Linked DNA regions of Homo sapiens: region 2 is linked to region 1. A link is an interaction called in ENCODE POLR2A ChIA-PET data of the cell type or tissue named here. Cell type or tissue: OCI-LY7. All regions are shown on one strand.

Region 1 (8,000 bases):
GCCATCGGCGGAGAGTGTCTGAACTCGGTGGAGCGTTACGACCCCCGCCTGGACCGCTGGGACTTTGCCCCGCCGCTCCCCAGTGACACGTTCGCCCTGGCGCACACGGCCACGGTGCGTGCCAAGGAAATCTTCGTCACCGGCGGCTCGCTGCGCTTCCTGCTGTTCCGCTTCTCTGCGCAGGAGCAGCGCTGGTGGGCCGGCCCCACCGGGGGCAGCAAGGACCGCACGGCCGAGATGGTGGCGGTCAACGGCTTTCTCTACCGCTTTGACCTCAACCGCAGCCTGGGCATCGCCGTGTACCGCTGCAGCGCCAGCACCCGGCTCTGGTACGAGTGCGCCACGTACCGGACGCCTTACCCGGATGCCTTCCAGTGCGCCGTGGTGGACAACCTCATCTACTGCGTGGGACGCCGGAGCACCCTCTGCTTCCTAGCAGACTCTGTCTCACCCAGGTTTGTGCCCAAGGAGCTGCGGAGTTTCCCGGCCCCGCAGGGCACCCTCCTGCCCACCGTCCTGACCTTGCCCACCCCCGATTTGCCTCAGACCAGGGTCTAGCAGTCCCTCAACTGAGCTCCTCATGCAAAGCTGGGGGCCACCGGGCTCCACTGCCAGCCGTCCCTCTGGGGGCCATTTCTAGGCAAACAGGCAACCCAGGAATGTGGCCATCAAGAGGTGAATTCCGGTCCTTTCTCCTCCCCTAGCTGGGGAGAGAGGGATCTTAGATGAGTCTTACCCTTCATGGGCTGCAGAGGCCCCACTGCAGAAAAGAGGACCAGGAGCTGGTGTTCCAAGGCAGAAGGCATTCATGTCTTCAGGGATGACCGCCCTTGCTTCAACTCTGAATTCTTGGGGGGATACACCGGGACCCCACCAAAGCTTAGGGGGCATAGTCTTTTTGCAATCACAATTCTAGGAGCCAGTTGACCCCAGCAGCCCCTCGCTAGTTGCTCTGGAGAGGGGTTGGCTCTCTGAGCCATCAGTGCCCCTTCCTAAACATCAGCCACTGGGCCCCACCTCCACAGTTCCCAGAAGCACCGGGACACACAGGTGGGAAAGATGGAGGCAGGTGACTTGGGCAGGGCCAGGAAGGAGCCGAGGGAGCCCCAGGGGCCCTGGCCAGAGGGAGTGGTGGTTTGAAAAGTAGAACAGCTGAAGCTGGGGCCAGCCTAGGAGACTCTTGCTTGCGAGAAAATATACCAAAGCCCACATTACTTTTCTCCTTATTGGAAGAAAGAGAAGCAGCCATTGTACCAAGCTATCTTCTGGTGGAGGTCTGCTAAGGATACACGGAGGTCTCAGCAAAGGGAAGAAACTATGTGATCCAAGGGCCACCCTGCTCCTCGGCCCTGCCCATGTTAACTGACCATTGCACTCATTCTCAGATCTGTAGCCGTCTTCCTGTCTGGAAGCTGGGGCAACCACCACCAGTCAGCACTTCAGGGTGACAGCATAATTTGCCCTCCTTGTGCCAGGTACGGTCACCTGGTTTGCCGCATTCACATTTTCAGGTGGATGACCAAGCGGAGGAACTAGAAGAGTCTAGTGAAGCATCCAGAGACTGGATCTCCTTTCACATCTGGTTTGATAAACTCCGAATGAAGGAGACCCCCAGCCTCAGGAAAGCACCTGTCCTTCCAGGAGGGACGGGAGAGAGCCTGACCCAGTGTATTACCACAGCCCTTGTTCCACCTCTGAGGGAGACAGTGACAGATGGGAAGGCAGTGATGCTCTTGGTCCCAGCCAGAAGCCAGGGGAGATGGGAGGTACACCAGAGCAGGGCCTGACAAGGAAGAAAATAAGGATGCTTTGGACCTCAGTGTCCTTGTCTTGAAAATGGGAAGGACAATTCATGTCCCTGTCTGCCCTGGGGATAAATGAGAGGATAAAAGAGAAAGTTCTTCCCAGTTTCCCAGGTGGTCCCAGCTAGATCCTGTGTCCACGGAAGCTGCTGGTGCCCAGGCTGTGGGTCTTGTTGGAAGAAGCAGGACTGGAACAAAGGATGAAAAGGAGGTTGGCATGGACATAAGAGGAGAGCTTGCACTGGACCACCGAAGACCACCATCCCTGGTCTGGGCTCTGGCACCAGGCTCTGCCAGTGGCAGCTCAGAGGCCACAGGGTGACATTGGCCACACCCCCACCCCACTTCCCTGGCCTGGGCCTCGAAAGATGAAGCAACTGAATTTATTCTTAAATCAGAGACCAGGAAGGGAAAGTCAGCTGGGGCCATGGCTACCTTCTTGGGAGAGTGACCCCTGAACCCAGCCAAGGCCACATTCAAGCTCAGTGTCAACACTAGGCATGAACCTCCAAGGGACCTGTGGGCTGGGGCAGAATGGCTTCAGTGACAAGACTCAAAGGAGGCACTAGCATTGTGCTGCTGGACTGGGGGAAGGACTTGCTTGGGAGGAGAACTCTACATAGGAGCTGGGGGCAGGTGGACCTAGATCCAACCTTCAACCCCTAGTGAGGGGCCAGGCAGAGGACAAGGCAACAACTAAGCTAGGTAAAGTTCTGGAAAGTTTCCAAGCCCAGGAGGAACAAGGACCACTCTGGAAAAACATTCCAAAGCCCATTGCATACCTGTGGTAGAGACTAGGGGAGTGATTCCAGGGATAAGACGGACAAATGTGTTCCAGGCCCCAGCTGATGGTGGGTGTGGTCTTCATAATGAGAGGTGGAGCTGAGATTTGGGCCTGGGCTGGGAAGAGGAGTACACAGTCCATCTGATCCACCTCTCTTATGGTTCCATTGGCAAAATCATTCATCAGTCGTCCTATCTTTTCCTGGCGAGCGCTCACAATGGCTTCATAAGTGTTTCAATACAGTGTCCCAGGCAGTCACTACCTATAGATTAGAGCTGATGTGCTGGCCTGGGGCTCTAGAGCTGGGCTTCAGGAAGAATGTGGTCAGGGCCATCAGGGTGGAACAAGGTAGCTCAAGACCTTGGAAAGACACCCTGAGGGCACAATCGTCCTTGCAGTTTAAGATGACACTTTAAAAATAAATTCTTTCCTAATGATGGCTTGAGTCCTGCCACTCAATGGGAGCATCAGCGGAACCCGTAGCATCTTATTTGGAATTGACATTCTCTATTGTAATTTTGTTCCTGTTTATTTTTAAGTTTTCTTTTTGTTTCACTGGAAAGGAAAGATGATGCTCTGTTTTAAACATTAAAAGTATACAAGTTGCTTTGTTACAATAAAACTAAATATGTACACACACCAAAAAAAAAAAAAAATGATCAGGATGCATTCATTCACTCCTGAAATAAACATTTACAGAATATTTGGACTGGGCAGTGTTCTAGGTGCTGGAGATGCAGCAGATCCCTGCCTTAATGGAGCTCACATTCTAGCAAAGGAAAATGGACACTTTTAAAAGGAAATACATAGAACCTAGTACCTAGGCTGCATATACACTAAGGAGAAAGCTGAGGCAGGGACATGGGATCCTGAGTGCCGGAGGAAAGGGGTTGCTCTTTTAAATCATGTGATCAGGCCTCCCTGATAGGATGACATTTGAACAGGGACCTGAATGGAAATCTGGGAGATGCACAGACCAGGACTGGTCCAGGGAACCGGAAGGGTGGCCTTGCAGCCAGAAGGACTTTGCTCCCTGTGCCCACCAGGGAGAGCCGGGCTGCTTCCGAGGAGCGCCATCTTGGGGTAGGAAGAAGGACAGGGGCCCAGCTATTCTGTTTAGCCTTTGTTGTAAGGGAAAAAAACTCAATTACACCTACATTTACAACATATAGGAGTGAGAGCCAGTGTCGTTACCAGAATGTTGCAGACCCTATACTCAGGTGTGCAGCTGAGACGACTTCATGGGGCCAGAGTCTCAGATTTCTACTTGACTTTACTTAATAGCCTGGGGTCTGTTGGCCTCCTGCCCTTAGCCTCAGAGTGACATCTGTGTCACTTGGCTTCTTGCTTTTCCAATAGGAATTCTTTCTTCTTCAGAAAAACAAAAAAAAATTAAATTTGGGTCGCTTTCCACTTTAAACCAACCATGCCCATTATAGAAAAAAAATAGAGAAAGGTATTAAAAATCTCCCCAATTTTGCCACTCAACGACACCCCCTACTGTGGTGTGTGTCCCTCTGGTCTTTTTCTTCTGTGCAAAGTTTTTGTTTGGCTTGATGTTTGCTTAGGTACGATTATGCTAAATATACAATTCCGTTTCTTCCTTTTTTCACTTAGCATTTTATAATAAGCATTTTCCCGTGTTATTACAAATCCTAGGTAAACATCATTTCAATAGTTGCACAATATTCCATGGAGTGAATGTATCAAGGTTTATTTAAACATCTCCCCTCCTGTTGGGCCTGCCTGTAGATTTTTGTTTTCTGTTGGGTTCTCTTTCTATCACAAATAAAACGTCCTTTGTTTTCTTATTCCTCCCTATCTGGGGCCTTCATCAATATTTACAAGAGAATGCCAGTCTAGGTCCCGTCTGCAATGGTAGAGTTGTTGAAACAACCACAGAAGCCATAGCATTTGCCTAGGGCTGGGGCCTGGCCCCTCTGTGACTGTAGGACAGAGCTGTCCTTGGAAGCCTACGGCGAGAGAGGCAAGGCTGGCTGGAGGGGCCATCCAGGGGCACCACATTCACTGGGCCCCTGCTCTCCTCTGCGTGCTTTTATATGCATCTCCTCACTGATCCTCACAACAACCCTATTTTACGGGTGAGAAAGCTGAGGCTCAGAGAATTTAATGAAATTTGCCTTCATGGCAAAATCCAAAGACCTTTTCTGTTTTCATTAAAAGTGCTTGAATCCAAGGCCAGCCAGAGTGGCTTATGCCTGTAATCTGAACACTTTGGGAGGCCCAGGTGGGAGCATCTCTTGAGGTCAGGAGTTCAAGACCAGCCTGACCAATATGGTGAAACCCCGTCTCTACTAAAAATACAAAAATTAGTTGGGCATGTTGGTGCACGCCTGTAATCCCAGCTACTCAGGAGGCTAAGGCAAGAGAATCGCTTGAACCCAGGATGCAGAGGTTGTAGTGAGCCAAGGTTGAGCCACTGCACTCCAGCTTGGGCGACAAAGTGAGACTCTATTTTAAAAAAAAAAAAAAAGTGCTTGAATCCAGCCTTACTGCCTTGCATGCAATACTCTCTCCACTCCTCTATGCTGAGGCAGTGGAGGCCAGGACCCAGCATCAGCCTTGCCTCCGACCCTGTCTCCACCCACACCAATCAATTGTGCTCCATCTTTGAACTTTGAACTCAAAGGACATATTCTTAAATTCTCTAATCCTCAATACCTGCATCTGTAAAATGGGTTTGCCACTGCCAGCCTCAAGAAGATACTGTGAGAACTAACAAAATAATAGAGGGAAAGCTCCCGGCCCAGGAACTGCTACTACTACATCTTGTACTACTTGCAGTCATGCCTGTAATCCCAGCACTTTAGGAGGCCAAGGTAGGAGGATTGCTTGAGCCCAGGAGTTCAAGACCAGCCCGGGCAATGTGGCAAAATCCCATCTCTACAAAATATACAAAAATTAGCCAGGCGTGATGGTGTGTGCCTGTGGTCCCAACTACTTGGGAGGCTGAAGTGGGAGGATCACTTGAGCCTGGGAAGCAGAGGTTGCCTTGAGCTGAGATCATGCCACACTGCACTCGAGCCTAGGTGGCAGAGTGAGACCTTGTCTCAAAAAATAAAAATAAATAAAAGTAAAATAAAAATAAAAATTTGTTAAAGTAGGTCTTGGAAGAACAGTTGTCGCCTGCAGCGGGGCTGCCCTAAGCCAGTTCAGAGGAGGAGGTTTTCTTTTACCACCCCCACCACCTCCTGCTCTCTTTCATCCTGGCCCTGGAGGAGGAAGGTTGAGAATTAAGCTGCAGCGGCCGATTCTTGTCTCAGAAGGTCTGGGGCAGGGGATGCTCAACATAAAAGTTACTCATATTTTAGACCATCCAGGTTTTGAGACTGTGAGACTCTACTCTGCTCTTCCAGAGTAGTTCAGGATTGACTGACTGGCTGATTTGAGTTTCCTCAGGCTGAAAGCATTAAGCAATTTCCAGGGGGTGTCAGTCGGAGCTGTGGAGCTTCAGAAGCTGCTCAGAGGCCCCTGGGAACCCTGAGAAAATGCGAGATGGAGGGGGCTCCCTTCTTTCACAGATTGGGAGAAATCACCACTTGGGGGAACTGGGAGTATGCTGGGCTGTGTCTGAGCTGCAAATATTAAAGGCCACAGACAGAAGCAGCCGGCACTTCCCATCTTTGTAATCCTTACTGGAAAGGGCCTTGTGGCCCTAGGGTGCCCCTCGGATCCTCCTGAAGCTGTGGCTTCAGCCAGGAGCAGCCCCTAGGCTGGGGCAGAAGGCAGAGCATGAAACACAAAGGGAGGAGGTAACTTCAGGGAGCGAGAAGAAAGGACAGCCTGGAGGAAAGTCTCCACAAACAGCTCTGACCCTGGGGTTTTTTGAAATGTGAGATGTGAAAACAAAAATGAAAAAGCGATCAAGTTTGCATTGCTTTTTTGTGTGCAGGGAGGAGACGCAAATTTTATACCATAATAAATAGAGTTCCTCTCACCAGGCTCTGTGCAAATACTTTACTGTTCTTCCCTCACTCTTCCCTCAATACATCACTGTCTGACAGAGCAATTATCTTCGTGATATAGAAGAGGAAGTGGAGACAGGACCCTGCACAAAAATTACCTATTGATTTAATGATTATTAGTAATTATAACACCTACTTTTTATTGCTAAAAAACTGGAATAAGGCATGTAATCATTGTCAATACATTTATAAAACACAAGACTAATAAGAGCTTTACTTATATTGTCTCTGGCCAAATTCTCTCTTTCCCATCAATTTTTCCATGTCTTGAATCTGGTCATGTGACTTGCTTTGGCCACTGTGGGGCAGTAACAAATTTGACATAAGCAGAGGCTTGAAAATTGCTAGGGCATTGGATGTGCTCTCTTGTGGCTCTTAGAAATCACGAGACTGCCGCCATGTGAACAAGCCCAGCCTAGGCTGTGGGATGATGAGAGACCCATAGACCAGTTACCCTAGTCAACAGCCAGTTACCAGTTACCCCAGTCAACAGCCAGCCAAACCCCCAACCTGTGAGTGAGGCCACTGACCACCAGCTGACCAACCACAGATACCTGAAAGAACCCAACCAAGACTGGCAGAACCTAACCAAGACTGGCAGAAGAACCACCTAGCTGAACCCAGCCCCAGTTGCCAATCCACAGGCTCATGAGAGAAATAGATAGTTGTGGTTTTAAGCCAGTCAATTTTGGAATGGTTTGCAACACCACAATAGGTAAGTGACACAACAATCCTGTGATATCTCATCACTTTGCAGTTGAGGAAACTAGAGTTCAAGAAAGTGAAATCTCATTCCCAGGGTCACATGCCTATAAGATAGAAGAGCTGGGAGACCTACCCCACACCTCCACCGCCCAGGTCTGCCTGACTCCAAATCCTGGGTTCTTCCTTATTCAGCCATAGGGCCCTGGCTCTGGTCTAGCCAGACTAGGGCACTGGGGACCCTCTGGGTGCCTGCCTGGCCAAGGGGCTTGGTGCTAGCCCTCAGCTAGGTCTTTTCCATGACCCAGGAACCAATGTCTACAGGGAGAAAACTCTGAGCCACCTCAGAGGAGCATCTTTACAAAAAGATCAAGAGATTAGCTCCTTGAAAAGCAATCACTGACACCTATTGAGCACAGCCACTCTATCGGCCAACTATCTTGGGATAGAGCACCTGCACTCTGCCCCCAAGAGCCTCCCCGCTGCTGAAAGGTGTTCTGTTGCCATTACCTGGGGATTGTTGCTACCTAGAGGATCCCCGAACCAATGACAGGCAGGAGTTGGTGTGTAAATACCCCAGCTCCCTCAACCCTGGAGTGAGATAACTCCTAGGTTCATGTTCTGCACTGGCTCCCAGATTTCCTGGTAGGACTGAGCCCCAGTTTCCACCAGCACTACCTACCTTGATAACATCCCTATAATAATATCACCCCAGTCTTCCTGGCT
Region 2 (8,000 bases), 770 kb before region 1:
CCCACCTCAGCCTCCCAAAGTGCTAGGATTATAGGCGTGAGCCACTGCACCTGGCCTATGTGTGTTTTCTTGCTTAACTAGTGCTGGGAGGCAGAACTGTTATGCTCATTTTACAGCTGAGAAAACAGGCTGTCAGAAACCAGGTGACTAGACGCCCGTAGCACATGGCAAAGCCAAGACTGAAGACCCGCTTGCTTCCAGAAACCATTAGGACAACATGGATTCCCTGGGTCCTTCAGCCTGCCGAGGATAAAATGCTTCTGGGCTGGGGGGACAGTGTGCCCCGGAGGCACTGCTGCCAAAGCCCATTCACCACTTCCTGGCTCCTGGTCCTCAGAGCTCAGCCCTCAGGATAGTTGCTCCTGGAAACATGGTCAGCTCTGCTCTGATGAACTTCATTATCTTTATCAAATTAATTTACACAAGCCAGTGTGGCCACCTAATGAGGTCATTTCCCAGGGCCCTGTGCAGGCTGCTTAATGAGGCAGGAGTGGCTGGACTCAGGTACCAAGTGTCCTGGAGTGGAGGAGAGTGGAGCTGTCAGCGTGACTGTGACTGCTGTGGGCTTCCCGCTCTGTCCTCGTTCAGGGCTGTGAATGATCACCGCTGGTCATTTCCTCCTTCCCCCTGCGAAAGTCCTCACTTTGCCAGGTGCCAGTTTATCACTCCAGGACTTCTTGAGCAGGCGGATGTGCTGCGACCTGCAGTACCTGGGAGGCCTTTTTATTCTAGCACAGACAGATTCCTTGCTCCAAGCTCCTCCTTGTTAATTTTGTAAGTGACTGAGATATGACTTTCTTTTGTGCCTGCTAATGGCTCAGCCCTGCAGCAGAATGCCCCCAATTTGGTAAATGAACTTCTTTTCTTTCTGTAAATGAGATTTTTAAGATGGGAGGAGAAGACAGGCGAGACTGAAAGTTGAGAGGCCAATACGGAGCTGTGGCGGCTCCAGGTGAGCGAGGGTGGCTGTCATTATGGGAAGGAAGACAGGGAGCTGCCGGGAGGCCTGCTCCTTAGGAGGAGTGGGGGACGGGGTGCAGGTAGCCTCATTTCCGGCTTGAGCAACTGGACAGAGAGTGGTCAGCCTTGCCAATTCATTCATTCATTCATTCACTCATTCACTCACTCACCAAATACACATGTGAATATACACACATATGCCCACCTATTGTATGCCAGGCCGTGGGTGCCAAGTACCGTTCATAAAGCCATGAACAAAACAGACCAAACCCCTGTCTTCACAGACCCAACATTCTAGTAAGAATTTAGGCTTAAACTTCTCACTTAGAATCTTAAAATTTTGAGTCTTGGTTTCACCCAATCTTAAAACCAGAGACTCTTCACTGTGACTGTTATTAACTTGCACCCAGTGAGCACAGACCTCATGCATCGTCTCCCTCAGTCCTCGCAACGACTGTGTGATGGATCCTAGGATTGTCCCCATTTTACAGATGATGCCATTGAGGCCTAAGGAGAGCAAGTTACTTTGGCCAAGTTCACACGACCCTGCAGCCAGGATTTGGCCCAGGCCTATCAGACACCTCTGTCCCCCTTTGCTGCCTCTTTCATCTCACAAATTGGGGTAACTTTCAACAGGCACCCCAGAGTTGGAAGGGACTGTCCTCCCTGCCTGCAGAATCTGCTGTGGTATCTCTTGAATGAGGCCATGCAGCCCCCACCTGGCTCCACGTTCATTCTTGTCCTGATCCTCAAGCACTCAGGGCCTCGCCTCTCTGCCCAAGCCCCTTCCTCACCATGCCAGCTACTTCCATCCCCACTTGACTGGGTGCTTCTCTTCCTCACTCAGCCAGACTCTTGCAGCTGGCACCCCTGAGTCCCCCACTCTTTGCCTTCACCCCTTCTCCCAGCCTGCTGGATCAGCTTATGTTGCGGTAGAGCCGTCCCTGGTCACAGGAAGGAGGGAATAATGACAGCAAAAACAATAGCTCTGTGGCAGGCTGAGCATACACCGTGCCCTGCCTCACTGAATTCTCCCAGGTGAGTACTGTCATTATTTCCATTTGACAGTGCAGGGAATGAGGCTCAGGGAAGGGAAGTGTCTTGCCCAGGGGCACACAGATAGTAAATGGCAGAGGTGGGAATGGAACCCCGGACCGTGGCTCCAGAGTCCACATGCATAACCAGTGATGATGTGGGGAGTCTGGAAGCTGGGCTTCTCCCAGGAGAACTCCCAACTCAGCGATGCTCCGTAAGATGGGCCCAGGTCAGACACAGTGGCTCATGCCTATAATCCCAGCACTTTGGGAGGCAGGAGGCAGAGGCAGAGGCAAGAGGATCACTGGAGCCCAGGAGTTCGAGACCAGCCTGGTGAACATATTGAGACCCTGTCTCTAGAAATAATTTAAAAAATTAGCTGGGCATGGTGGCATGTGCCTTTAGTCCCAGCTCCTCAGGAGGCTGAGGTGGGAGGATTGCTTGAGCCCAGGAAGTTTGAGGCTGCAGCGAGCTATGATTATGCCACTGCACTATGACCTGGGTGACTGAATGAGATCCTGACACTAGAGAAAAAAAAAGAAAAAGAAAAGATGGGCCTGATCTGTAAACAGCTGCCTGATTTGCAGTGAAGGGAGGCAGGGAAGAAGGCTGGAGTGGCCTGCTGATGGAACAGCCTGCTGATAGAGTAGCTGGCCGCTGCTCAGCAGCAAAGAACTCTGTGGCCAACGCCTCCTTCCTGAGGACTCAGGAGGCCAGAAGTCCCACAAATGTTACTGGAGTCTCATTTCACTGTGATTCTCCCATCTGAAGTAGGCTTCCCTCCCAATCCCATCTTTCTCTCTTCCTTCCCTTCCTTCCTTCCTTCCCTTCCCTTCCCTTCCCCTTCCTTCCTTCCTTCCTTCCTTCCTTCCTTCCTTCCTTCCTTCCTTCCTTCCTTCTTTCTTTCTTTCTTTCTTTCTTTCTTTCTTTCTTTCTTTCTTTCTTTCTTTCTTTCTTTCATCTTGCTCTGTTGCCCAGGATGGAGTGCAGTGGTGCAATTTTGGCTCTCTGCAACCTCCACCTCCCGGGTTCAAGCGATTCTCCTGACTCAGACTCCCGAATAGCTGGAATTACATGCGTGTGCTACCACGTCCGGCTAATTTTTGTATTTTTAGTAGAGACAGCATTTTGCCATATTGCCCAGGCTGGTCTCGAACTCCTGGCCTCAAGTGATCTGACCGCCTCGGCCTCCCAAAGTGCTGAGATTACAGGCATGAGCCACCATGCCTGGCCTCAATCTCATTTTTCTATCACTGATCAGTATTAAAATTATCATGACTCTCTTGGTTTACTTTTTTTTTTTACTTGCGTGTTTTTTTTTCCCTTCCTCTAGAATGTAAGCTCCAGGAGGGCAAGGACTTCATCTTGTTCACTTGAAGCTGAAGCCCCAGCATGTACAATCCCGTGCTGAGTTGCTGGTTCATCCCCAGCATGTACAATCCCGTGCTGAGTTGCTGGTTCATCCCCAACATGTACAATTCCGTGCTGGGTCGCTGGTTCACCAGCAGAGAGGAGCATTGATTCTCTTTGGAAAAGATAATCTATCTACACCCCTGGAACTGTGGCACAGTCTCACGGAGGGCCTGCTTCCATTCGGGTCAACGGCGAAAAAACGAATAAACGTGAGCCGCCATCAGGTAGGGCGAGATGCCCCTTCTTTCTGTCCCAGCCTTAGTGCTGCCATGGCTGCCTCCTGCTCCTCCACGCAAGCCCCACCTCTGTCTGTGATGTCAGCGTGGCTGCCCATGGGATCCCAGCCTGGTTTGCCTTTAAATTTTACAACCTTGTTTATGCAGCTCGAGGCCCATGCACTAAAGACCACACGCTCCATTGAACATTTATGGCTGCAAATGGCTCCTCCGTGCAGGCAAGGGAGGGGGCTGCGCATGCTTAGGGTGAGGCGGCTGGAACGGGGAGGCCACCAGCTCTCAGCCTCCACTTCTTCCTCTTAGGATTCCTCCCTTGGCTGAGGCTGACTCCCTCAGTCTTATTCCTGATGACATTGCTCTGTTCACACTGTCCAAGTCCATATCTGGGCACTGCTAGGCATGAGATAGAAGTGAACAGATGTTAGTCACTGTCTTAGGTGGCTGCAACGGGGCATAAAGATTTGGGTACAATCGGTGCTCCCAGGAGAAAGAGCAAGGGAGTAGGGAAAGTGGGGGAGGTGCTGGGGAGGTGGGAGCAGCCAAGCCAGGGTGTGATTTCCAGAAAAGCCCCAGAGAGAGTGGCCTCAGCCTCATACCATAGGGCACTCTGGAGTTGGTCCTGACTCGGGGGCCTGTCAGTCATCGGCCAAGGGCCAGGCTTTGGGGTGTCGACTCCCACACAGCTCAGCTCCCTGAAGATGTGGGCACGGTGGTGGTGGGGGCTGCTGAAGAGTTGCAGATGCAGCCACTGGAGGGGAGGCTGAGGTCAGTAGCCAGGCTCACAGGGACGACAATGGGATGGGAAGCAACACCTGACGGGCTCAGCTACAGGTGCTGACGGATTCACAGGCAGGTGGCAGAAGGCAGTCAAATAAATGAGACAATACAGCGCCCTCCCTGCGACCACACACACCGCTCACGCCTGTGAGTGTTCGGAATGCATTGGGTCTCATTCTGCGTGTTGTACGTGTCCCGTGACGCCTCATGAGGATGCTCTCTGGCAGGCACTGGTATTGTTATTCTTATTTTACAGGTGAGGACATGGAAGCACAGGGAGGTTATGCCACTCGCCCAAAGACAACTAATCAGTGACAGCTGAGACTTGGACTGCAGAACCTACACTTTATAACTATTTTACAGTTCTGGGCGTCACGGAATCTTGCATGAAGAGCCCCTAACCTGGCCCGGGTGGAGGTCAGGGAGGTCTTCCTGGAAGAGGGGGTTCTTGGCAGCAACTTGCTGGATTTGGTGTTCCCTGTTGGTTGGTCAGTCGCTAGACAGTTATTCACTGAGCTCTGAGAACAGGCTGGGCCCTGCTCCAGGCCTTGGTTGGACAGCAGGGAACAAGGCTGGGGGAAATGACTCCCGAGAAAATGGACATGTGTGACCCTGGGTTCTGGGAAGGCAGGGAGGGAAGACAAGTACCAGAGGCACAGCGAGGGTCTCTCTGGAGCCACAGGGAGAGGGGAGGGATGCACAGGCCTGGTGTGCTGCAGGGCCTGAGCCTGTGGCTGCTTCTGGCCAGGAAAGAAGCCAACGTTACTTAAAGAAGTTATTCATGTAACCAAATACCACCTGTTCCCCAAAACCCTATGGAAATAAAAAATTAAAAAAAATAAAAAAGAGTAAGCAACAACAAAATAAATAAATAAATAAATTTAAAAAATAATAAAAAAAGAAACCCACATTACCAAGTGTTTGCGAAGTGCCAGGAGCCACCCTAAAAACAGTCCTGTGGGGTGCAGCCATTGTCATCTGCAGTTTCAGATGAGGAGGCGGGGTTGCAGAGGTGAAGGTGCTGCTGGTGGTGTGGCTGGTTGGTGGCTGAGCCGGGGGCTGGATATGTTGCTGGGAGGAACAGAGGAGACCCTGGGGGATCGATAGTTGTGGGGAGAGAGGAAGGCTGAGGAGGGGAAGGGACGTCAAGTTAAATTGCTTTTAGAGGTGCTGGGTGTCTGCAGAGATGGTTCCCCCATCATCGCAAGGTGCTTGTAAATTGTCGCCTCTGCCTCCGATAGCCTCCTCGGAGGAGAGAGAGTGTCTGGCTTCCTCACCTTGGTGTTTCTGCATCCTGAGAAACTCGCCGCCTGGAAGCTCCAGACCCTCCCCACCTTGTCAGACACAGGCTTTGCTGGGAAGGGCCTCCAGCCTCGGGCTTTGCAGCAGAAGCTCAGAGCTGCCTGGGGGGACCAGAAGGTGGGAACAGACCTGGGATCTAACTTCTACAGAGCCTCCTGCTGGCTGGGGAACAGGAACATATCATGCGCCTCTATAAGCCTCAGTTTCCTCATCCGTCCAATGGCTATGCTAAGCCTCTCAGGCCTGCCCTGGCCTTGCAGAGAGGGTAGGAGACCAGGATTTCCCATCTCAGGCCTCAGAGACAAATGTGGGTGCCAAACACTGCCTGACTCAGTGTAGGCAGCCCTGGTCCCCATTGGGCAGGGCCTTTGAGGGAGGGCGGGCAGAGGGGTGCCCAGCTGCCTATGTCCTCTGAGAAGGAGGCTCCTGGTGCCGGGAAAGAGTGTGGACTCTAAGTCTAATTGGCTTTCTCTGCCCAGCTGTGGGGCCTTGGGTGAGCCACACAATTCTCGGAGACCCAGTTTCTGCAGTGGTTTTGCTGAGTCACCAGGAAGCCTGTTTTCTGGTGTCCGAGGTGAGGGAATCCCCCTCAGTATCTCTTTTTGGATCAATTTCTGGAATATTCTAGGTCTTTCTAGGCCCTTAGCCACTGCCCCCGCTGTGTGCTCACAGCCTGTGTGGGAGTTGGGAGGGGGCTCCTACTGGACCTAAAGGAACTGCCTTGAGGGGAGGATGTGAAGTCAGGGGCAGAGGCTCCTCACCCTCCTGTCCAGCTTCCCAGGAGCCAGAGGCCGGAACCCCAGACTGAGAGGCCTCGACTCCTCAGCCTTTTCTCCCCCACCTGCCTAGGCCTCCTCCTCACCAATCCTCTTGGCCATTTACTCTTCATCAGCTCCACCATTTCTTTCTCTCAAGCTGCAGCAACCAGAACTGAGGTCTAACTGTATATCAATCACGCCAACAATAACCATAATGAAGTCGATGTTTGCTCCTGAACCCTTAGTCCTGTCTGCTCGGGGGGTTGCCTTTGTCACTTCTCCCATTGGGTGAATCACCAGCTCACCGATGCCCCTCACCATCTTGAATGCCAGCTCAGGCCTGTGTAGAGAGCCTGGACCCTGGTGTCAGACAGACTTGGGCTCTGACGCGGGTCCTGGCACCTGCCACGGTGACCCTGGGGCCTTTGACCTCCCCATACCAGGCCTTAGTTTCTTCATTGGTCAAAACTGGAGCATGGTGATGGCCTCCTGCTGGGTGTTATGCTTCTTAGACGCAGCAGGGCTTATGATTCATGCATCTAGGAGAGTGTGGGGCACTTGGCCCATCTGCCCACTGCAGAGCTAAGCCATGTGTCCTCACTCCTGTCCTTAGAGAACTTGCTCCTGGGTTCAAGGAGGCAAAACACAAAACACAGTTGACCATTAAGTGATAATTCAGATCGGTGTGGTAGACACAGAAGGCAACTCAAACCCTCCCCTACCCCCAAGGAGCTCATAGCCAAGCATGGGAGATAGGAAACAACATCTTTAATAAAATTACGGTCACAACATCTTTAATAATTACTAAATATTGAGTATTTATTACGGGCTAGGAAATGTAAAGAGCTTTACATGGATTTTATTTTAATTCTTACAAACGATGAGAAGACAGATGTTATTATCCTTAATTACAGCTAGGCAAACTGAGCCTCAGAGAGGTAAAGTCCCTTGCCCAGGTTCACACAGCAGAGCACAGAGCAGATGGAACTGAGCTTTGAACCCAGATCTGCCTGATATGGAGGCCCATGCTCTTAGTTTGCCTGCTCTATCCCTCTGTGCACAAGTCTGTGATCTTCCAAATGACATTTCTGTGCCAAACCGGGCCCTGTTTTCTGCATTAATACCCATCCCGATTACTGCAGTTTTAGTTGCAAATGTCAGAAAATCCAATTCAAAGGACTTAAATAATAAAGAGAATTCACTGGCTTACATAACTGAAAAACAGGTAGTGTCTGCTTCAGGCAAGGATTGATCCAGCTGCAATGCATTGATTGGTATGAATAGGACCAGTGAGTTTTCTTTTTCTCCATTTCTAGGCTCTGCTTCCTCAGTGTCAGCATCATTCACAGCAGGCATGTCCCTCCTGCCTCCAAGAGAGTCACCAGCAGCTTCCTCCTCCACATCTGTGAGTAAATGAGAGGGTCTATTCCACCCAATAACTCAAATCCCAGTTTCAGGATTTGACCTGTGGTTGGTCAGACTAGGGACACAAGCCCATTCCTGAGCCAATCACTGTGGC

What was found. ChIA-PET counts read pairs that join two places held together with the same protein. Peaks named below come from ENCODE experiments on the same cell type or tissue, not always from the same donor. Only the 100,000 strongest peaks of a DNase experiment are listed, where the experiment ranks them.
Region 2: POLR2A ChIA-PET joins it to region 1 with 19 read pairs; 2 of 35 experiments call an interaction of 5 or more read pairs at or near these places.

The regions. Positions count from the first base shown.
Region 1 is chr1:18,482,758-18,490,757 of GRCh38, forward strand. KLHDC7A (kelch domain containing 7A) reads left to right here. Exons shown (of 1, transcript NM_152375.3): 1 at 1-3,217. The coding sequence ends at 558. Among named protein-coding and RNA genes, the nearest start is that of KLHDC7A, 5.8 kb to the left of the region's middle. In OCI-LY7, a CTCF peak has its summit at 3,677; no DNase peak of the experiment used is centred here.
Region 2 is chr1:17,713,883-17,721,882 of GRCh38, forward strand. LINC02810 (long intergenic non-protein coding RNA 2810) reads left to right here and starts at 3,691. Exons shown (of 3, transcript XR_007065510.1): 1 at 3,691-3,890; 2 at 4,678-4,909; 3 at 7,798-8,000. In OCI-LY7, no CTCF peak of the experiment used is centred here; no DNase peak of the experiment used is centred here.